Linked DNA regions of Homo sapiens: region 1 is linked to region 2. The links are chromatin contacts, found by Hi-C in ENCODE. All regions are on one chromosome and are shown on one strand. The core of a region is the stretch at or near the end of the contact, and the rest is flanking DNA. Distances in the headings are between cores, read along the strand shown.

Region 1 (2,700 bases), core at 183-2,682, 190 kb after region 2:
TAGCCTAGATGTTCTATGTACTTAATTGCATTAATAGCCCTAACGTACCATGAAGTAGGTCTTCTATTTTAAAGAAGAAGAAGCTGATACTCAGAAATGGAAAGAGGGTTGCCTAAGGACACAGCTTTTAGATGGCACAGCCTGAATTCACATCAAGACAAGTTCCAAAGACATAGTTTAAAGAATCAACGAAGTTATACTGAGGCATCTGATTGACAATATAAGATGGCTGCATGATTAATATTATTTATTCACTTAAAAGAATTTATTGAGCATTTATTATGTGTCTGGCAGTATATGTGGTTTCAAAGTTGAGCATGACATTATTCTATTAAGAAAACAGTGTAGTGGTGGAGTTGGAAATACAAACAAACCCCTCATTTATGTTGAAGCAATTGTTAAATGGATGATTGATCAGGTATAATTGGAATAGAGTAAAAGGAGTGCATCAGTTTGTCTAAAGGGTAAGAGATGGTTTGTCAGAAGAGGTGACACTTTTCTATCAAATAGGTGAGGATGGAATTCAAAGCAGAAGTTGACAGTCTGTTTAGAGAAGTGAAAACAGAACAAATTATGGAATTGTGGAATACTTAGGGAAATACAGGTCATTAGGTATTGTTAATTTGTTAAAATATAAGCAGGGAAGCTAAAAAGATGATATTAAATATACAGGTTACAAGGACCTTATAGGTTTTACTAAGGGAGTTAGAATTGTTCTCTGAGGGCAATTGGAAACCATGGATTGGTTTTAAACAAAAAACGCATGATGGACGTATTGTTTAGGATTGGATTTGATTGTTAGTAATGTGAAACTCTAAATTAATACTGGCCTAAAAACAGTAGGAGTTTGTTTTTCATCTAAAAGTCTGGCGTTACATAGTCGAGGATTAATATGATGGCTGTTTAGGAATTCAATATTTTTTCAACCATCCCCGTATGTGACCTTCAGACTCACATTCTAAACCTATAATCAGGGCAACAAGGTGGAAACAATGGTAAATAAGAAGAGAGTTACACAGAGGTACCAGTGTTCTTTTAAGGAAGGTCCTCAGAAGCTTGCACAAGACACTTCTGCTTTTATCTTATACATCAGAACTTAGTTACATGTCTACACTCAGCTGCATTAAAGGTTGGGAAATACAGTCTTTGCTCTGGATGGTCAAGAGCCCATATAAAAAATCAGGCTTTGTGGTTTTCTGCTAGAACTGAAGGATGGATATTGAGGCAAGTTATCAGTAAGTATTTTCATATTAAAGAGATCACTTTAATAACTCTGTGGAAGATGGACAAAGATATAGGGAAGACACTGAAGATATGAGACTGAGGCTGGTGATAACCATGAGGCTGGGGAATGCTTTCCCTTTCAAATGACCTAGGCTTTGCCCAATTAAGGAAATTACTGTCTTAGAGTTACTTCTTTTCTATTGAGTCAGAGGTAGATATATGTCTCCTTCAGCAAATGAGTCATACCCAAGGTTGGGTAAACTTGTTTAGATATGCAGAGTGAACCACGATATGAACCTGGTTTGGACTGTATCCTTCACAGACTTAAAACTCTGCTCATCATTCTTGTGTCCTCAAATAGCCAGATCAGATTTTTTATTCTGATTTTCTATAGAGCTAAGATAGGTAAGAGGAAGTTTCTATCCATTTCATTCTGGTTAGCTGAGTTAACATGTTTTGTCTGTTAAATATTCATGGAATTAGGATAAGAACATGAGTTTTAGAACCAAGAAAAATGGGAATGAAAAACTCAGCTCTGGTACTAATCCCAGGTTGTCTGGTTTGTGAGTTAGTCCTGATCATCACCACACCATATGGCATCCTCTGGCTCTTGGTTTACTTTTCCCTCTTCCTTAAGCTGTTCATTTTCAAGTAACATGGGGAAAGTCACACCAGTCTTACTGAGTATCCCTAAAAAATGGAGGCAGAAGAATGGACTTGATGATAGAAAAATTTATTCTTGGGCACTAAGCGTGCTCAGCTGGCTATGTCTACCTCCATACCTCCCCTTTAATATTTTTCTCCTGGCCCAACAAGTATGTCCAGGGCCCTATAAAGGAAATAATCCAGCATATGTCTAATGTTGGCTCACCCAGTCCTCATCAGCTTTGAGCCATCTCACTTTGCTTCTAATATTCCTAAAGCCCCTCTTCTTCAGAGTCCCTACTCCTCTATTTTACTCAGTTTCTCTTGATTCTATATCATGGCTTCATTCTTCTCTACAGTGTTTCTAGGAATACGAAAGAGTAGGGATGTTGTCTGAAAACTCCAAGGTTGAGATATAACATACTGTTTAATAACAGAGATGCTGAAATCAAACTGGTATGAATTTACATCTTTCCCTTACTACTATTAATTCTGGACCTTAAGTAAGTTGTGTACCTTTTTCAAGTTTCCTCATCTGTAAGAAGGAGGACAATAATAATTCCTATCTTGTATGTTATTGTCAGAATTTAATGAGTTAACAAATATATGTAATATATATGTTTTATATATATATACACATTTTGGTTTAGTGTTTGGCATATAGTTAAGTACAAAATAAATATTAGCTATTGATATTAATTTTGGGGTTGGAGGTCAAGAAATAAGGCTGGAAAGTTGGGAGGCTCCATTGTGAAGAGTGACTTAATGATTAAGAAGCTGGATTTTGGGCAAGAAAAAAGAGGGGCTTTGGACAGGAGAGTGCATTCATTT
Region 2 (2,700 bases), core at 142-2,641:
AATTATCAGGAACCAAAGGAGGCCAGGTAGCAGGAATCATCAGCCAGTCTGCCTTTGTCACTGCTGGAAACAACTGTCACCATTAGAGAGAGATATGGCTATACCCTGCGTGGTGCTGGGCCACAGATCCCACGGATAGATGGCCTCAGTGCTAGATTCTGTGGGGGAGCCAGTCTCCTACACTCTATGTTTTGCATTCATTGCTAAAGGTTAGAAGTCCCTCTGTGGGCATCTAATTGGCAAAGCCCAAGTTACGTGCCCATGCCCTGGCTATCAAGGGGAGGAGGAAAGAGTATTTTCCTCTGTGGCTTCCTTGGTAGGAGGCAAGGTTCTCAAATTTCCTAAAACTGGAAAGGACTTTGGATGCTGGGAAGCCATTAAATGACCAATAATCACTATAGGAAGAGGGGCAGGAAGTAGAAATCATAATGGATAAGGCCAGCAGGCAGCTGTAACAGTGGCACTCAGTGCTCCCAGGGGTGGGCGAGCCTGCCGGGGTCCCTGAGGAGAGTTAAAGGAGAGGGGGTGGAGGAGAGCCACAGAGCCTAGCACAGGTCCCCAAGTCTAGCAGCAGCTAGGGTGCCATGACTGCTCCTAGGCTAGAAGGGGCAAGTGAGAGAGCACTTTTCTAAACCTGAAGAGAGAGTTGCATGGAGACAGTCAGTTGACAGTGGCTACGGCTCTCTTATGTGGATGCTGACAGCCCACTGTGATGCTGTATAGATGGAGCTGGGCAACAAGTGCCCTGACCCACCCCCACTCATAGTCTCTTCCCTTCAATGTCCTGCTGGCTTTTCCCATTTTGACATCCACCTGGAAGCTGGGAGTCATTGATGCAATGAAAATAGGGTGGCCTTGAAGTACACAGAGCAGGGAGAAGGGGAGCAGATGAGAGAAGGAACAAAGGGAAGGTCGAACACCCTGGAAATTACTTCCCAATAGAGATATTTTGACTGTTTCATGGGGGCAGGGGTAGGGCCCAGGTCTTGAGGGTGAAGTGGAATTTTAAGAGAACTTTCAAGATGGAAGAGGTTTCCTGAAACAAGCCACAGAGCCAGAGGCTGAAGGACACGTTTGAGAAATGATTAGCTCACACTAGAGACTGTGGTCTTTGAATGCCATGGCCTCAGACCCGGTTGCCTGCCCTGTCCCCATTTGGGTTATTACTGACTCCTGTTTGATGTGGCTTCTTCACCAATCCAAATTTGATTCTTGTGTGGCTTGTGGGGAATACCTTCAAGCTTAATTAAGTACATCTACAGTTCTGGAGAGGAGATAGGACTTGGGTTTAGAGACTCACAAGTCAGCAGCCAGTGGAGAGGTAAGCCTCCAACTCGAGGCCTGGTTGCTACAGGGAGCCCGTTTGTTTGGATTTATATAGCCAGGAGAGCGTTGCTATGGCTGAATTGCATGCAACCGTTCTTATGATCTGGAACAGCACATTGTGTATCTAACATGACAGCATTTATTAAAGCAAGATAAACTCAGCAACAAAGGATATGGCTGGAACCATAAATTCCTCTGATCCTTGCTCCAGAGCCATCACATTCCATTTGAATGAGGCCTATCAGCCCAAACTTGACTTATTTTATTAAATAAGTCAATTTTCTGAAAATCCCTAAGAGAATGAACTGGGAATTACTCTCCCCCCATATACCCTTGTTTAAAAAGAGAAATGTTATGCGTTGAGCAGTTCTGACTCACTATATTTGCTGAGGACTAACAGACCTGCCATCCAGGCAATGGGTTCCCCATCACTAGATGTGTTCAGTCTGAGGCTGGAGGAATATGGGCTTGCTCCCTTTTTGGGGACTGCAGTGTAGAGGAGAAGGCGATATTCCTAATAGACATTCTTCCTAGTTTTCAGAGTTCAGGATTGTAGAAGCCTGAGGAAGCATCCAGTTGAACTGCCCCCATATCCCATTCTGCAACCTTCACTCTCTTGCCACAGCACACATTTCCCCAAAGAAGGAGAGATTTTCATTAAGGGACCGGGAAAGAGCAGGAACATTGGAGCCAGAAGACCTGGGTTTAAATCCAAATTCTATTATTTATTGAGTAGTAGCCACAATCAAGTCATTGGGTTTCTATGAACCCCAGTCCATCTCATATAAAGTGATAATGATGATAGCTAACATGTACTAGCACTTAATATACACCGGGTACCATTCTAAGGGCCTCAAATGGATAACATAATTTATTCTTCACAAAAATGTTCTGAAATGAGAAGTATGAGTGTCCCTACTTTACAGAAGAGGAAACTGAGGCATAGAGAGGTTAGGGAACTTGGGAATGGTGGAGCCAAGAATTGAACTCAGGCAGTCTGCCTCTGGGGATCTTAGCCCATGTGTGGTAACAATACTTACCTCAACTATATCATAGAGTTTCTAGGAGTTGCATTAGAAAATGAGTATAAAAGCATCTTTTAAACCATAATCTATTAGTCTTGGAAATACTGAGCAAGATGCTGAATCTCAAGTTGTAAGCTTTTTTTTTCTTTTCTTTTTTTATTTAGAGACAGGGTCTCCCTCTGTTGCCCAGGCTGGAGTGCAGTAGTGTGATCATAGCTCACTGTAACCTCTAACTCCTGGGCTCCAGTGATTTTCCTACCTCAGCCTCCTGAGTAGCTGGGACGACAGGTGCGCACTACCACGCTTGCCTAATTAAATTTTTTTTTTTTTTTTTTTCTGTAGAGACAAG

What was found. A loop is a pair of places that touch in the nucleus more often than their neighbours do. Pooled maps may share reads with other maps.
Region 1: a pooled map shows a loop between it and region 2 (2.6-fold over the local background). The contact joins two enhancer-like sites. A Hi-C loop is called at or near these places in 3 of 168 maps with a recorded cell type or tissue (IMR-90, MCF 10A and sigmoid colon) and 5 of 50 pooled maps.

The regions. Positions count from the first base shown.
Region 1 is chr9:115,203,904-115,206,603 of GRCh38, forward strand. All of the region lies in intron 1 of DELEC1 (deleted in esophageal cancer 1), which reads left to right. Among named protein-coding and RNA genes, the nearest start is that of DELEC1, 63 kb to the left of the region's middle. Within about 2 kb of position 1,433, at least 2 of the 41 ENCODE cell types and tissues checked have a DNase peak (open chromatin) inside an H3K27ac peak, as active enhancers do.
Region 2 is chr9:115,017,545-115,020,244 of GRCh38, forward strand. TNC (tenascin C) reads right to left here. Exons shown (of 28, transcript NM_002160.4): 28 at 2,031-2,700. Among named protein-coding and RNA genes, the nearest start is that of TNFSF8, 88 kb to the left of the region's middle. Within about 2 kb of position 1,392, at least 5 of the 41 ENCODE cell types and tissues checked have a DNase peak (open chromatin) inside an H3K27ac peak, as active enhancers do.